Linked DNA regions of Homo sapiens: region 1 is linked to region 2. Evidence: chromatin loops called from intact Hi-C (ENCODE). Cell type or tissue: mammary epithelial cell. All regions are shown on one strand. Each heading gives the region's core, and the rest is flanking DNA. Links, peaks and the distances in the headings are about the cores only.

Region 1 (9,148 bases), core at 1,149-9,148, 120 kb before region 2:
TGAAAAATGTATTTATTAGCAAACAAGGATGTAAGCAAAGATGTGCAGAGATGGGTGGAAGGAACAACCAACAAGCAGAGAGAAGACACAGGGAATCACGAGACCCTGAAAACGTTAATGGTAGAAGCATCCTTAGCAATCACAAAGCTCCCTGTCCCCATTTAACACATGAAGAGAAGAAGGCCTGAAAAGTAGAAAAAATGTAGAGTCATCTTGTCTCAGTAGGAGCAAAAGCTATAAAAGACATCAACTCCAATCATTTCTCCAATAATCAAATTTCCTCTAAAATATTCTCAATCAGTGGCCATTCAGGTCCTGTCCTTATCGTTGAAACAGAGAGCCCCCACCTCTGGAAGCAACATGATTTATCTTTGGACAGTATTGACAAAGTCTTCAAATTGAGCCAAAGTTTGCCTTTCAGTAACTTCTACTTATTGCCTAGTTCAACCCCCTGAATGCCATACAGAATGGTAACAATAATAACAGCAACAGTGATAATAATACCAGTCCGTAAACAAAATCCAAAAATATCTAAAAACTGAAAGCATTTGGCAGCAAAAGCTGACCTGAAAGGGCATGTGTTGTTGGGAATTGTTACCTATCACATTCAGTATGAGTATGTTGGGCTGCAGAATTCTTTCTGTATTTGATTATTAGGTGTTGTTTCAGACCCCACCAAAAGTGTTATGAAATATAAGGTATGTGTAATAGGTTACTCAGGACAACCATATAAAACTATTATTATTGCAGGTCAAAAATGACCAGATATATGCAATTTCAGATGGTTCAACTTAATGCTTTTTGAAACCTGGCTCCAAGGACTTGAGATACAGGATTTGACGGCCTGTAATCTTATGGAGACCCTCCACTTTGAGTATTAACTGTGTGGTAGGTGCCGTGTCAAGCATGACTCTCAAATTAGTATCTCCATGCAAGCCTCTGCCTGGAAGCCCCAAATAACCGTTCATCTACCTATTAATTGCCTCCGCTTGGTCATCTAAAAGTCCCCTTACTTTATTTATCTCAATCTCCGCTCTCAAGCATCTAGCCAAAGCCTGCCCTGCCTCCATTAAAGATGTCTTTACGCACCCCACGCTCAAACAAAAAGCCCTTGACTCAGACTTTTCTCTTCTCTTTCTCTCTCACTCCACATCTAGCATAATAAGAAATTATGTCTGCTCTAGTTTAAAATATTAATATATCCAGGATCCACTATTTCTTGTGACCCTCATTGTCATCACCTCATCCAAGCCACCATCCTGCCTCTCCTGGATGATTGCAGTGGTCTCCAAATGGGTCTCCCAGACTTCAGGCTGTTCTCAACACAGCAAACAGGATGATCTTTTCAAAGTAAAATCAGAGCCTGCCACCTCTCCGCCCATCACCTTCCAAAGAACCCCTACTCCACTCACCACCACCTCTCTTCCCATCAAACTCAGTGAAGAAGAAGCCAAGTCCTACCTGGACCCAGGAGGACACACACGGTCAGCCTCCTCCATCACTCTGACCTTGTGGTCCCCCCACTCCCCCTCACCCACTGCCCCAGCTGACCTGGCCACCTTGCTGCTCTGTAAATACACCATGTACACTGGCTTCAATGCCAGGCTCTCTTCCTCCAGACACCTCCACGTCCTCCCCCACCCTCTTCAAGTCTTCATTCATATGTCTCCTCTCAATGAGGTCTATTCTGACAACTCTATTTTCAATTGCAATTAAGATCATTTATCTCTTTTTTTTTTCTAAATCACTTAAGGCCATCTAATGTACTATAAATTAACTTATTTGTTTTAATTACTGGCCGTCTCCCCCCACCAGAATATAAGCTTCATGAAAGCAGGAGGTTTTGTCTGTTCTTTTCACTGTTTTATCCCCAGTACCTAGAACACTATCTTGCACATACTCAAGTGCGATAACTCATCATTTATCTGTTAAGTGATTTACTTTTTGCCTTTGAATCCACTGAGATTCAAGAAGGAAAAAAGAAGTACCTCCTGGCAGCCAAAATAGATCTCTGTATTATCAAAGAAGTTATACAGATGGCAAATAAGTATGTGAAAAGATGTTCAACATGATTAGCCATTAGGGGAATGCAAATTAAAACCACAGTGAGATACGACCACACACTTATCAGAACGGCAAAAGCAAAATATAGTAAAGGCACCAAATGCTGGAGAGAGGATACAGAGAGGATGCTGGACCTTTCACACATTACTTGTGGGAAGTAAAATGATACAACCACTCTGGTTGTAGGTAACTGCCATACAGTTACCTACAGAATTAATTGTAGATAACTGCTATATTTAGGCAACTGCTTAAATTTTATAGGTAACTGCCATGGTAAAAACATACCATGGTAAAAAACATGGTATGTTTTTACCATGGCAGTTAATTTTACCATGGGAAATTAAACATTTGTTTACCATACAGCCAACAATTTCACTTTGGGCATTTATACCAGAAAAAGTGAAAACATGTTCACACAAAATAATCTGTACACAAATATTCACAACAGCATTATTCATAATAACTCAAAACTGGAAATAACCCAAATGTCCTTCAGTGGGCGAATGATTAAACAAACTGTTGTATATCCGTACCATAGAATGCTACTCAGTCATCAAAAGAAAGGTTAAGTTACAATAGCAAAGATTTAGGTTAATCTCAAAGATGTTTCTTAATAGATTTGTTCAATCCAGAATGAGTAACCATGGGACATCAAAATCATCCTTTGCTAGAATTCTTTGAAAATACGTTAGATGCTTATTTTAGTAGATGGTAATGAGTCTATTGAATAACAGTTAGGAGCAATAGTCATGGGGAAGGGTTATGACTTAGTACCTGCTCTCCCAGACCTGATGGTCTAATTGGGGAGACAGAAGGAATGGTCAAACATAGTCTAGTAGGAGGTATTCAATGATAGGGAAGAAAGGGAAGCTATAGGAACATAGAATATGATCATCTTACCCAATCTTGGAGGCAGGCGGATACAAAAATGGTTTCTACACACAATTAAGGAACAGGAGCATAGAAAAGAAAGGTTAAGTTACAATAGCAGAGATTTAGGTTAGTCTCAAAGACATTTTTTAATAGATTTGTTAAACCAAGAATGAGTAGCCATGGGACATGAAAATCATCCTTTGCTAGAATGAGCATAGGAGCATAGTGATATGAAGGAAGAGGACTGGACACTTCCATTTTGCAACAGTACAGCTAGTCAATAGTGTATCCAGGGAACTGCAGCTTGGGAAAGTAGTAAAAGTTGAGGCTGGACACTGGGGACGGGTGACAGTGAGCAGGGACCAAGCCATGAAAGGCCTTTCCAAGTAGCCTGAAGAGTCCAGGCTGTGACATAACCAGAAGTAGCAACTGGATGGAGGCGCTAGTAAAACTGGTTTCTGCCGTACATCACAGGCCATTCCTTAAACTTTCCTATTATTTCTAGAACCCATCTTTTCCCAGGGTCCTTTACTTTCCTCTGAGATCAACCCTCCCTGAGCTCTAAGGCCGAGTTCCAACACCACCTCTTTCTCCAGGAAGCCCCCTCAACCCCCTCACTGCAGGGTCTTACCCACTCCTGGGTAAAGACAGTGCAGGTATTTATGAACATGCATGATCCAGCAGTACCTATGGTGAAGTGTGATGGTGAAGAAGCCAGCAGCCAGCCTGCCTGAGTCCCAATCCTGGCTCTACCACTTGCCGTCTGTGCTTTATTTTCTTATGTGTAAAATGAGAATGATAGCTTTATTGTCACAAAATTTATCTCAGGATTGAATAATTTTATTGATGTATTTAACTTAGAGCAGTGATTGGCACAAAGTAAGCACTTAATAAATATAATCTTTTATTACATGTTGTGGCCCCCACACCCAACTGCAGGCAAAGCACATCACATGATCAATTAACTTTAGACTAATCAGGGAGTAGTGGTTAATGTTCTACCCTCACAGACAGTCACCTCGATCTGTGGCCTCATACTCTGATTAAACAATGGTCAATGCAGACTGGAAATACTTTCCTTTCATGGGCAGTCATGTGCTAGAGGTTACAACTCCAAGCCGTGATTTAGAACTAGGTCATCTTCCTAGCTCCTCTGTCTTCATCCTTGGATGACCTAGGACAAGTGCCTTCACCTTTTAGAACTTTGCTATTCCCATCTGTACACTGAGAATGAATTTCTATGAGGTTCAAAATGACAGAGGGCTAGGCAGCACTTTGCAAAGAGCTGATGCAAATGTGATTTCCGTTTCCCAATCTGCAAACCACACACCTCTCATCCCTCACTTTCACTTCCAGAAGCACACTCCCCAGACTGGCACAGCTGGTAAGCCTCCAGTGCAGGGAACAGGTATATTTTAATTTGCCCCACCCACTGACTTGATGAATTCTTTCTCTCCTCCTTCAGGGACTTTCCTAACTTCCTTCTGTAAACGAAGGAAGGAGCACATGAGCATACTGTATATAAATATGCTTGGGAAAGCTTTCTTCTTCTCCTTCTTCTTCTTTTTTTTTTTTTTTTTTTTTTCCTCAAACCAAACTTGGTTTCTGTTGTAGGCGGTGCATTCTCTAGCAGGGTAGGGCCACAGTGTGCTCTTGAAGAGGGGAGGGGAGAGGAAAAGGGAAGGAGGAGACTGAGTGATTAAGTCACCCACTGTGAGAGCTGGTCTTCTATTTAATGGGGGCTCTCTCTGCCCAGGAGTCAGAGGTGCCTCCAGGAGCAGCAGGAGCATGGCCGAGGATCTGGGACTGAGCTTTGGGGAAACAGCCAGTGTGGAAATGCTGCCAGAGCACGGCAGCTGCAGGCCCAAGGCCAGGAGCAGCAGCGCACGCTGGGCTCTCACCTGCTGCCTGGTGTTGCTCCCCTTCCTTGCAGGACTCACCACATACCTGCTTGTCAGCCAGCTCCGGGCCCAGGGAGAGGCCTGTGTGCAGTTCCAGGTAAGCCACATGGCACTCTGACCTTGGGGAGGAGCAGTGGACTCTCTGCAGTGAGTGGCAACTATTTCAGCTCTGGACAGAGGATAGAGTTTCTTGATGTATCACATTTCTTGTTTCTACATGCAGAGGAAATGTAGAGTGGGAGGGGTGGAGAGGTTCAATTTGGTGTTTATTCTCAATATTTCTAGGGAATGAACAGTCCCTTCTTTTACTGTGGGGATAACCTTCAGCCTCATATTTTTTAGATAATTATAATCATAGTATACTGGTAATTTGGGAAGATTCTTTTTATTTAAGAAAAAAACTTAAAATTACATAACTAACACGGTCATTGAAAAAAGTTAGAAAATACAGATAAGGAGAGGAAGAAAGTCATCATTACCCATAACTCTTATAGCTGACCACTGTTAACAGTTTGGGATATATAATTCTGTACAGAATTATATGCCAGATATAAAACGGATTTTTTAATGAGACGAGATTATTCTGAGTCTGCTAATATATTATGATTTTATTTATATGCTAATGAATTCACAACAACATGATGCTATAGATACACATTCCTATATGTGGATGCTATAATTTCTTTACCCACTCTTTTTCTTGGGTTTAGAACTTTTTCTCTTTTTAGAGCTTAAGAAAGAACCTCCTGCCTGGTTGTCTATCTCTAAGGTCTTGCTGAGGCCTGGGAGAAGCCTAGTCAGAAAAAGAATATGAAGTCTAGGGAGAACAATGGTAGGGGCAGCGATAGGTGTCAAGAAGAAAACATAATTCTTGGCTGGGAACAACAAAGATGTACCTCAAAACCTAAGGAATGAGTCTTTCCAGTAATATCCTTTTTAAAAATGTCCCTTCATAATCTATGGTGGCTGATTTCATTTCAGTTCAAAGTATTAAATTGCAAAGGGAAAAAAATGGGTTTTCAATGGGTTTAACTGGAAACCTAGCCTCTAAGCAATCCTGGCCAGTTTCAAAGCATAGACACCACAAGTAAGCCATGGAAAATCTGTAATTCTCGCTGCCCCATCAGGGTCAACAAACAGACTGTGATTCAGGCAGCAGCGTTCATGGCCAGATGCCATTGCTCATAAAATGTAGAAATATGCAGACAAACCGGAAATGCTGTTTATGTTAAAGAAGAACCGCAGGTCATGGGAAGTCAGACTTTGACCCTTTGACCACCAAGGGGCCAGTTTCTGCTGGAAGTCAAACTGCAGCGCCCAGTTGGTGCTCTGGGACTCTGTCCCTCTTTAGCCAGAAGGAGATAGTTGTCCTTGAATGAGACACTGAGTGGCCTCCAGAAACCTGCACTGGGGTCTGAAGGAAGCCCAGAGGCATGACAGGTTCCCACGATCAAGATGATGTCTGAGAGCCCTTGGTCAGCAGAAGGCGAGGACTGCCTTTGTCTATCTAGAAGACCAGCAAGCAGAATGTTACAGACCAGGGAGGATCCATGACTTGCCCAGCCAGAAGGTGAGATGGAGACATGCACTGTCACTAGACGGGAAGCTCGGTGAAGGAAGGCACGGGGTCTTTTTTACTCACTGCTACTGCCCCTACCTGAATCTATCACTGTGCCTATCCAATTGCAGATGCTCAAGAAATGAATAAGGCTGACACCATCCATTCCATTATCATTAAATTCATCTTCCTGGAGAGCAGATGTGTGGGGATGATTGCAGCTCTGGTTTGCCCAGGCTCTGTAACTTCTTAGTGTGTCAGAAGAAAAGGAGAGGGAAATGGGGGTGAGGCTGGGCTCATGTAGCAATCAGGGTCCTGAAAAGAAACAGCTGGCTCACTCAAGAAAGTGCATTTGTAGAAGAATATTTAAAGAGTTTGAAGGGATTTAAAGAAGGGCCTCTTTGCTGAGATGCAGACGGATTGAAGGGAACTGAAAGGGCTGGAACATCCAGCACTAGCAACAGTGGGAAACCAGCAACCATGCCTTGGCATGAAGGGCACATGGAGGGAGAAGTGTTAGAGAAACCCAGAGAGAACTAAAGCCTAGGAGAGGGCCTGCCTGGAAGACCTAAGGGCTCTGGGGAGAAAGGCAGTCACTGCCAAAACAGCAGCAAGAGCACAGAAGGAAGGAGGGAATGCTGACTGCTCCCCCATCCCCCACCCTGCCTCCAATCCAATCCCATTGACCAGGCTCAGGAGGAAGCCAGAGCTCAAAGGTCCAGGGGCAACTGAGCCAGGAGTCAGCTTCACAGGACAGAGCAGGGTCAGGAAGGGCTGAGAGAGGATCTGGAGGGACTGATGGAGAAGAAATGGCTCAGAGGAGATGGGAAAAGACTGGATTCAAGGAGGGAAAACCAGGGCACCAAGGAGAACTTGGGTAAACATACAGTGAAATGTGGCTCACTTCCAGCTATGAAAATAGGCATGTGGCTTCATTTCTTTGAGCCTTTTTCCTTTTCTCTGAAGGGGGTATTAATATCAATACTCTGACAGCACCAATAAGGCGTGTGCAGAAGGAGCATTGTGTATGTTAGAAATGTGGGGAGAGCCGCATGCACATGGTGGCTGTGACGTGATCATCACTCTACCCCAGGCACCAGGCAACTACAGAGAAAATTTGATGTTGGCCTCAGGAAATAGGCTATTTCAACAGAGAGGTGCTATGGAATTTCAGATGCTCTCCCGGCCCAGCCACAGAGACAGGGGTGGTTCAGGAAAAGCTTTCTGGAGGAGGGAAGGAAGGCACCTGGGCTAGAAGCTGTGGCTGAGGTCCAGATCACAGACACCATTATGGGTAAAAACCAGTCAGATGATCGCAGGTCATTGGAGATAACAAGGCCTTTGAAGGTCAGCTAGCCTAAAGTGCCTAGTTTTGCACATAGGGACACTGAGGCCCAGGGGATTGAAGAGATTTGCCCAATCCCATACCTCTAGTCGGTGACAGAGCCACAATTTGAAACTGGACCATCTGGCCTCCTTCCCTGTGCATTCAGGCAGCCATATTTGTGCTGTTCCAAGTGCCAGGTGGCCACACCATGGATCAAAGGAAGAAGGAGATCAGTAATACCATGGAGAAAACTATTACCACAACTATACCAGTTACTGAGCCTCACCCCTCTCCCATTGAAGAACTTCAGATGGCAAATCTTATGCCACCCACAGAGTCACCCATCTAGAACTACTGGCCCAGCAGAGAGTAAGGCTACCTGTATTTTTCCAAAGAGAGAATTAAGAATCAGAGAGCTAACACAGCATGCTTACATTACAGAAATACAATTAAAAACAAAATCTGGCCGGGCACAGTGGCTCATGCCTGTAATCCCAGCACTTTGGGAGGCTGAGGCAGGCGGATCACGAGGTCAGGAGATCGAGACCACCCTGGCTAACATGGTGAAACCCTGTCTCTACTAAAAATACAAAAATCAGCTGGGCGTGGTGGCGCGCGCCTGTAGTCCCAGCTACTCAGGAGGCTGAGTCAGGATAATCACTTGAACCCGGGAGGCGGAGGTTGCAGTGAGCTGAGATCACGCCAGCTCACTCCAGCCTGGGTGACAGAGCAAGACTCCGTCTCAAAAACAAAAACAAAAACAAAAAAAACCAAAGTCTTCTCCCAATCTAGAAATCCTCTCCACAAAGGTAGTAGAGAAAGAAAACAGTTTTATTGTTGAATAAGCATTAAACCAGAATGTGATGCACATCACAGGCAATCTACCAAGAGATGGCAAAGATAAATATCTCACCCTCTTATGCAGCCAAGCAAATACAACCCATTGCACACAAGTTAACTGAAAAAAAAGCAAAGTGCGTTAACAGCATATATAATGTGGTACATTCCTTTTATGAAAATATTTACCTATATGAACATATTTGGAAATGCATGTTATATCTCAGGAAGCGCACAAAAGAAAGTAGTAATTCTGCTAGCATCCTGGTAGAAAACTGGGTGGCTTGTCAGCAAGGGAAGGAGGGAGTCATTTATAAACCTAGCCTCTTCCATACAAAATGTGTATGCTACCTATACAAAAAAGTATAGAAATAATAAAACTGTTAGGTCCTTTAGATTTCTGCAGAATATTAGACAGACGTATCTTGGAAGAGTTTAGGGTTGAAAGTTAAAATCCAGCTTGAATTCTGGCCTAGACACTTCTTAACCATGTTACCTAACCCTTTCGGGCCTCGGCTTCTTTATGTATAAAATGGGAATAATTAGAAATAAAGTATTTGAAGTGTCTGTCAAGGAGTGAGGGATTAG
Region 2 (9,206 bases), core at 484-8,483:
GGGTGTGGCTATAAAGCGGAAGCAGAAAGGAACCTTGTGGTGATGGCACAGTTAAGTACCGTGATTGTGGTGGTAGTTACACGAAGCTACACATGTAATAAAATTTCATGCAGCTATACACATACACACACAAATGAGTACTTGAATAACGACTGAACTTTGAATAAGCTCTGTAGATTGGGCCAATGTTAATTTCCGATTTTGATCTTGTAATATAGTAAGGCAAGATGTTAACATTGGAGGAGGCTGGGGGATGGGTTCATGGGAACTGTCTGCAGAGAGAAAGTTACAAAGTTACCTCTTTGTTTCTCTCTAAAGAGAGAAAGCTACAAAGTTACCTCTGTAACTCTCTGTGCATTTGTAATTATTTCAAAATAAAGTTTTGGGCCAGACACAGTGGCTCAGCCTATAATCCCACCACTTTGGGAAGCAGAGGTGGGAAGATTGCTTTAGCACAGGAGTTTGAGACTAGCCTAGGCAACATGGCAAGACCCCCTCTCCACAAAATTTAAAAATTAGCCTGGCGTGGTGGTGTGTGCCTGTGGTTCCAGCTACTCGGGAGGCTGAGGTGGGAGGATGGCTTGAGCCCAAGAGGTCAAGACTGCAGTGAGCCGAGTTCATGTCACTGCACTCTAGCCTGGGCAACAGATCGAGACTTTATTTAAAAACAAGGCTGGGCGCGGTGGCTCACGCCTGTAATCCCAGCACTTTAGGAGGCCGAGGCGGGCGGATCGCGAGGTCAGGAGTTCGCGACCATCCTGGCTAACACGGTGAAACCCCGTCTTTACTAAAAAAAATACAAAAAAAAAAAAAGAAAGAAAGAAATTAGCTGGGCGTGATGGCGGGCGCCTGTAGTCCCAGCCACTCGGGAGGCTGAGGCAGGAGAACAGCGTTAACCCAGGAGGCAGAGCTTGCAGTGAGCGGAGATAGAGTCACTGCACTCCAGCCTGGGCGACTGAGCGGGAATCTGTCTCAAATAAATAAATAAATAATAAAAATAAAAATAAACAAAATAAAACTTTTGAAAACCTAAATTGAATTCCCTGATTTCACATCCACAGGTGTGAAAGCTAATCCTTCACTCTCAACACCAGATAATAATAAGGAAAATTTATTGAGTGCTGCCTCTCTAGCAGGCACTACATTTACAGCTTTCCATGGCTGGTCTAATTTACTCCTCACACCAACTCTATTATTATTTCTATTTTAAAGTTAAGGAAACTGAGAATTAGAGGGGTTAATGGCTATGGCCCAGGTCATGCATTAAGTTAGGAAGGCAAGCGTCCCACCCAGGTACTCGGACCCCAGAACTTACCCACTGTGAAATCACCAGAGTAAAAATCCACCCATTTGTCTTAGCCCAGTGCATCAGGTCAAGATTTCATTATTCCCTACCTGAACCAGAAATTAATACAGAAGCCTGTTGGCCCATCTCCCCTCCCAGACCCAAAGAGAAGAAAGTAATCACACCATACATGCTTGAATGGTAAACCACCCCAAACAGAAGGCAGTTTCTTTATGCAAAGATTTTAAGTATTTTCTCCAATTTGAATATATACACATTTAGTGCTATGGGTGAAATAATCAAGCATCAACTTATAAGTAGTCAGTACCTGATATGTGTTTGCCAGAGCATATTATATAAAATACATTAATTTGGAAATACCTGTGTTGCTATCCATATTAGTCTGTTTTTACACTGCTATAAAGAAATACCCACGACCAGGTAATTTATAAAGAAAAGAGGTTTAATTGACTCACAGTTCTGCATGACTTGGGAGGCCTCAGGAAACTTACAATCATGGCAGAAGGGGAAGCAGTCGCATCTTACATGGCAGCAGGTGAAAGAGAAGAGAGCGGGAGCAACTGCCACGTATAAAACCATCAGATCTCGTGAGAACTCACTCACTATCAGGAGAACAGAATGGGGGAAACCACCCCCATGAGTCAATGACCTCCCACAAGGTCCCTCCCCCGACGTGAGGATTACAATTTTGATTACAAATCCAGAGGAGATTTGGGTAGGGACACAGCCAAACTATATCACTATCCTCAATCTTTCATTTTCTGAAACAATTTCATTCAAATGCTTCATACACATCTTTAACCTCATCTAGCACAGGTTTTCAGAATATATTATCTTCATTTCTAAGTTATTTTTTAAATAATGCTTTTGAATCTGTATATAAATAATGCTGTTCCTGAAAAGCTCATCCCAAGCTAAAAAGGATCCATTTGTATCACATCAATGAAATTTATGATTAAAAAAAAACCTCTATAAATCAGTAGTTCTTAATGCTGGCTGCGAATTAAAATCAACTGGGGAGCTGTAAAATCTATCGACACCTGGGCCCTTGCCCCCAAAATAGTGATTTTACTGACTGGGAGCAGGTGCTAGGAGTGGCATTTTCTAAAGCTCCTCCCATGATTCTAATATACAGCCTGATCTGAGAACCACCGCTTACCTGTATATAATGACCTGCACAATGGAATTCAGCAGTTCTTGATTATACTCAAGAATCACCTGGAAATTTTTGTAAACATACTGCTACCCAGTTTCCACACCCTACCAAAATTATAATTTATCTGGGGTTAGGCCCCAGGTATTCTTTGTTTTAAAAACACTTCAAGTGAATCTCACTTGCAGCCAAAATGGAGAACCTTCAATTACCATTTAAGAGTGTGGCTTTAATCATTCTGAGCAAACTATCGCAGGGACAGAAAACCAAACACCGCATGTTCTCACTCATAGGTGAGAATTGAACAATGAGAACACTTGGACACAGGGCGGGCAACATCGGACACAGGGCGGGGAACATCACACACCGGGGCCTGTCGTGGGGTGGGGGGAAGAGGGGAGGGATAGCATTAGGAGATATAACAAATGTAAATGATGAGTTAATGGGTGCAGCACACCTACATGGCACATATATACGTATGTAACAAACCCGCACATTGTGCACATGTACCCTAGAACTTAAAGTATAATTTAAAAAAAAAAAGAATGTGGCTTTACCTGTGAGCTTTCAAAGGCTGTTTAACTCACCATCAAATATTTATTAAAGGAATTCAGCACAGCTGTGGAGTCACATCACCCGCCCCAACCACATGAATGACCCCACAGCTGTGCTGAATTCCTTTGCTTTCTTCTGTTTCTATTGTATCCAGTGACCTCTCTGTGCATCAAATGATAGCACTGATTGAGAACATGTTAATCCAATGTGGCTTCCCCATATATGAATAGTACTTGGTTGTCCTAAATAAAGGAATGGAAAGAGTGCCCCATAAGCTGAGAGATTTTGTCAGGACTCCAATACAAAGTGATTCCTTCTTTTCTGAAAAATAAATAGGGAAGAAAATGTCACTTCATTTTTGCATATGTTATTAATAACTACCCTTTCTTAAAGTGCTTACTACATCTAGATACCATGTTAAATGTTTACCTGATTTCATTTAATACTTAAAAATGCAAACAGGACATATAATTATTATTATTCCTGGCCAGGCGAAGGCCACACCTATAATCCCAGCACTTTGGGAGGTCAAGGTGGTGGGGTGGGGGGGGGGGGGTCACTTGAAGTCAGGAGTTCGAGACCAGCATGGCCAACATGGTGAAACCCTGTCTCTACTAAAAATACAAAAATTAGCCGGACGTGATGGTGCATGCCTGTAGCCCCAGCTATTTGGGAGGCTGAGGCATGAGAATCGCTTGAACCTGGGAAGCGGAGGCTGCAGTGAGCCAAGATTGCACCACTGTGCTCCAGCCTGGGTGACAGAGTGAGATTCTGTCTCAAAAAAGAAAAAAAAATTATTATTATTCCCATATTGCAGAGGGAGAACCTGAGCGTGAAGTCACTTTGCCTAAGGTTACTACCCAGTGGGCGGACAGAGACAGAATGGCACCCAGATCTACAGCATCCAGTGTTGTACTGCCCCCTTCTGGCCATCCTCTAGGTGCTTCCTGAGGCCCCAGGACTTGTGCCCCAGTATACAGTCTGGTGGCCAGCATGGCATCGTGCTCAGCAGAACTTCTCCCTCCTCCTCGCTGTTGTGGTCCAGTCCAAACATCCCAGCCCCAACATTCCCTGGTTCCCCAGCTCTGTGACATCACAGACAGCCTTCTGTCTACTCTGCCAGCTGCAGGTGAGTGGGGCTCACAGTTTAAACCAAAGGGCGGGAGGTGATAATTTTTCTGTACTAAAAGGCACAATGTCCCCACCACTCCTGGACACCTATTCATTTTGCTCCAAGAAGCAATCCCCATCCTTCATTTGCTCTAACCTCACTGTTTCTCTCTCTCTCTGGGTCCCAGTCTCCACCTGTGCTGAATGACCTCCCCCACCCCCGCCCGCAGCGCCAGAAGCCTTCCTGTTTGACCTCATTCATCTTTCTTCTGATCAAAGTGCAATGGGGTCACTAGAGACCTGAAGTTCATACCCACTGGGGACAACCCAAGGGCCCTCTTCTTTGGTTTCTGCTTCCCTCTAGAGGGGGTCACTGGTAGTGCAAGAAGTGCCACACATCCCCTAGGCATCTCCCTACATATTCATCAGCATCAGAACCTTCATCTGTATTTATTAAGCCTTTACGACACACCAGAAAGCTGTGCTAAGCACTTTCCATCATTATTTAATCCTCAGAACTACCTTCTATTGTAGATACTATTATTCTCATCCCCATTTTACAGGTCAGAAAACAGAGATTCAAAGAGGTCATAAATTCTAAATTTCCTAGCTAACAGTAGATCTCCAAGAATTATACCCCCAGAGAATGTGCTTGTAACTGATACACTGCTCTCCCTAAGAGCCTTTTCATTTCTTGAAGAGGGTTCAAAAACTCAAAGCTCTCTGCTGTCAACACTTAGAGGAGAAAGTGGTTCTACTACCCTCTTTCTTGCAAAATTTTCTAGTAAAGATGTGGAGAGAGCATCAGCACGGGGTGTCAACAAACCTGCGCTTCAGATCGCTGCTGATAATACGGACGATCTCCACGGTTTATTTTTAATTGAAAAAAATCAAGGTGCAAAACGTGGTGTATAGTAAGCTATCATTTGCATTAAAAAGAGAGAAAAAGAGAATTTGAATAACTACATTTTCTTGTATATCCATAAGCTGCTTTGGTGGAAGATGCCTGCATTCACTACATGAAACAAAAACTGAATTTATTTCTGGTTAAACAAGGGAGAACTGTGCTTGTATGGCAAAGTCTCTGAACAAAGCTCATGGCTGATGCATAAGGGGCTTTGGGAGGTGTTGAGTTCGTGGACTGGTGGTGTTTCAGAGGCAGCAGTGTTTAGGAATGGTAGACCTTTAGCTATGAAATGTACCTACTGGCATGTGTCTGTTAGAATGGTTACCAAGGGAGTTTCATTAATAGATTAAATGAGTGTCACACAGGTTCTGGGGATTCGTTGTTACCGTGGTTACAGGGCAATCCATCGTCACCTAGGAATGTGGGAGCTTCTCTTTTTAATTCTCATTATCTGCCTTCTGGTCTCCCTCAACTAAAGGTGCAGGAAAGACCCTCCAAGATTGTCCAGATCTTCACCACTGTCATTGGCTTTTCTTGAAAACACAGTTCCATTTTTCCATGTACAGAGATCTGGTTTTCATTTTGAGTATCAGTCTGCCTCATTTCTTCTCATTTTTTCTTTGAATCATTTGTTTCACCATTTGTCAAACCAGAGGCTACATAAAAGCATTCAGCTCTCTGGACAACAGAACCTGAATGATGCAAGACAATGATAATTAAGGCCAGGCACAGTGGCTCACGCCTGTAATCCCAGCACGTTGGGAGGCCAAGGCTGGCAGATCACCTGAGGTCAGGAGTTCGAGACCAGCCTGACCCAACATGGGGAAACCCCATCTCTACTAAAAACTAAAATTAGCCATGCGTGGTGGTGCATGCCTGTAATCCCAGCTACTCGGGAGGCTGAGGCAGGAGAATCGCTTGAACCCAGGAGGCGGAGGTTGCAGTGACCCGAGATCGCACCATTGCACTCCAACCCTGGCAACAAGAGCAAAACTCCATCTCAAAAAAAAAAAAAAAAAAAAAAAGGGACAATGACAATTAAAAGTATTTTCAAAAAGATCTGAAAGCCTCTCTGGAGTCATGCCCCATGATTTCCCTGGCATGACCATCTACCTTAGATAGCCAGGCTGCTTTTTCTTTGGGCTTAGCTATAGATTAACCTCACCTGTGATATTAATCCAGGCACAACGGGAGTGTTAGCAATGGTGCAGACTCCCCTAATTAGCTAAAATAAAACCCGAAGGTTTCTGTGATCCATAATTACTCAAACTAAGGATTTTAAATTGGTCAGGTGTACCCTAGGGTGTGGGCTACATGATTTGCTGTGTCAGTCAAGGTGAGGGGAAAAAAGGCACTTTAAATTGTTCAACTCAGAATCCTCAGAAGTCTGTTTCATCTACTAGTAGTTAAACCCCCAAGAAGGGTTTCATCCCTTCAGACTCTGTGTAAGAAGACATAGTCCACCGTGGGTGCTGGAGAATCATGCACTGGAATGGTCTAAGTATTCATCATGCAGAACAATTAGTCTTAATTATAGTTGGAATAGAAGAGTCTGATCTCCACATAAGAAACAAACCATATCAACAAGCAAGCAGTATAGCTGTTCATTTATATTTATAGACAATGCCCTTTGGGAGTTTAGAGGCAAAATAGGAAAATGTTAAGTGCAAAGTTCTCCTCAGAAAGACTCAGTAGACAGATATGGACAGCTGTCCTTCTGACATGGAACATTAGTTCTTCTAATGGCCTTTCTGCATACAGTAAGTGCAAGTGTTCTCCACAGACTCCAAATTCTTAAAGAACAGAGGAGATTTGGGTCCTGTCTTTATTTCAGGGGCCAGTTGTTTTATCTAGTAGGTCAAAAGATTATCTCGATTTCTAGTTAACATTTTAGGACTCTTGGAAAATGATCAAGATATCTACACTAATGGAATTTCCCATTCCAATTGATTTTTTCTAAATCCTCTATTTTAGATATGAGCTTTTGCATAAAGAAAGGGCTCCTTTTACTTACACTTTTTGTTTGCCCCAGAATGTCCTTTGAAAGTGTCCTGAAGTCTATTAAGTCACCTATTGATTCATCATTTTGTTTGTTATTCTTGAATCTTTGCCCTATCCACCCTTAAGAGAAAATCTTTTAAAATAGTTTCATGTGGCATACTTCCTATTTTTCTTACCCTCTCAAGTCCATGCTTAAAAATATTATGCATAGATAGGTTATTTGAATCTTCTGACCTTTTTCATCCTGCTACTCTTAAACATTTTCCCCATTGTTGAAGGTCAACAATTTTTTTTTTTTTTTTTTTTTGAGTCAGGATCTCCTGTTGCCTGGGCTGGAGTGCAGTGGCATGATTATAGCTCACTGAAGTCTTGATTTCTCAAATTCAAGCAATACTCTCTCCTCAGCCTCTGAGTAACTGGAAGTGCAAGTGCACACCACCATGCCCAGCTAAATTTTAATTTTTAGTAGAGATGAGGTATGTTGTCCAGGCTGGTCTCAAACTCCAAAACTCAAGCAATCTTCCTGTCTCAGCCTCCCAAAGTGCTGGGATTACAGGTGTGAGCCACTGTGCCTGGCCTAAAGGTCAACAACGAAATGAACTAATTGGTACAAATATGATAGTCCAAGACAATAAGTAACGAACAGAATCCTGAATTACACAGGATATACAAAACAAACTTTCTTTTGTTCTGAAATTTGGGAAGATTCTATTTTTACCCAACTCAACTCTTACTCAGAGTTTAAATTCGGCCTCTCTTGATCTACCTTCAGTGCAGAAGTTTTAGGTGGGTGTTGTGCAATGTGATTGTTCTTCTCTAGAAAAATGCTCCCTGAAAAAGTTTATTTGGGCAGCCAGGGGAAGGAGTAAGAGGAGTATACGTGGGTAGTAAAGATCAAGTTGGGTGGAGAGAGAAAGACAGAAGCAAAGAAAACAGGTGTCAGAAGGTTTGAGTAAGAGTAAGGTCTTTTTTATCTTTTTCTTCCTGAGGCCATAGCATTCCAGACAAAGAAGCCTTCTATTTATGTTTGGCATTTTTGTCTTCTCTCTTCTCTAGAGCTCCTCTTAAATCTGATTTTTGACATCAAAACTTTGTCATCATGGCTACAGTAATCCTAAGTCATCTAGTGAACTTTTGCCATTTATTAAGACAAATACATGAGAGTACCTATAGTGAGAGTATATATACGGAGTTTTTCCAGGAAGAGGCAACAACCTTAATGCAGATGAGACCACGACAAGCAGGAAAGAGCACGCTACAATTGATAAACAGTTTCTACTTGTGCAGTGTCTTGAATTTCTTGACCAAGCAGAGCCTAAAAGAGGCCACATGATCAAAAACCTGAAAATTACTGACTCCCGAATATAAGCTAAAAAAAAAAAGTGACCTTCTTTTATGATTTACCAAGACAGAACACATGCTGACAAAGGTTTAGAGGGACCCAAGTCCAGGTTTTAGCAATTTCTTCTAGACAAATCAATTACCACTCCAGTAAAACTCCAGACACTCAGGGCTGACTCATGGTGGGGGCTTGTCAGAGCTATGCTTCCATTCCTTTCTTATGAAGTGCATCCTTCTACATTCAACATACACAAGGCAGTCTGGAACAAAGCCAAACCCCGTGAGGCAAGCATTTTTATAAGTGGATGAAGACAACTGAAACTAAAGCAAGTAGCAGAATACGAAGCAGATTAATGGCAAGGATATTTGCTAAATGGTGTATCTCCAAAACAAAAGATCTAACTGCCTGTATAAATTTCTATTTCTTTATAAATTATAGGAAAATGAAATAAATCCACTAAAGAGAACTCAATGAAATACATCAGAGCTAAAATCATGTTAAAAAAAAAAAATCCCATGACACTGACACTAGGTCTAGGGAAAAACAAAAAAACAAACAAACAAACAAAAACACCTCACCTGGCAGCAGATCCAAAAGACTATTGGAGATTGGAGCTAAATGGACCTAGTGAGTGCCCCCACTTTGACCAAAAAATCCACACAATGGTGACATCTGTATGTGTCTAGCCCGCATCGTATCTAACCACAAGGAACAGCTTATGTGCAGAAAGTTAAAAATCAGTTAGTGGAAGGGAGGAAGGAGATCTGTTTGGCATAGTTTTTTTCCAACAGTCAGAGAAGGTTCATGTGTTTATTCAACAAATATGTATAAA

Evidence for each region. Hi-C counts contacts between places; a loop is a spot of excess contacts. Peaks named below come from ENCODE experiments on the same cell type or tissue, not always from the same donor. Only the 100,000 strongest peaks of a DNase experiment are listed, where the experiment ranks them.
Region 1: a loop joins it to region 2, with 5 times the contacts of the local background. A loop is called at or near these places in 3 of 110 quality-filtered maps.

The regions. Positions count from the first base shown.
Region 1 is chr9:114,801,590-114,810,737 of GRCh38, reverse strand. TNFSF15 (TNF superfamily member 15) reads left to right here and starts at 4,699. Exons shown (of 4, transcript NM_005118.4): 1 at 4,699-4,935. The coding sequence starts at 4,726. In mammary epithelial cell, for the core only: a CTCF peak has its summit at 4,871; DNase peaks (open chromatin) are centred at 4,387, 4,937 and 6,017; H3K4me3 peaks cover 635 bases; H3K27ac peaks cover 2,225 bases.
Region 2 is chr9:114,676,972-114,686,177 of GRCh38, reverse strand. TEX48 (testis expressed 48) reads left to right here and starts at 3,986. Exons shown (of 5, transcript NM_001199233.2): 1 at 3,986-4,143. In mammary epithelial cell, for the core only: CTCF peaks have their summits at 3,942 (motif pointing left) and 4,492 (motif pointing left); a DNase peak (open chromatin) is centred at 3,927; H3K27ac peaks cover 1,099 bases.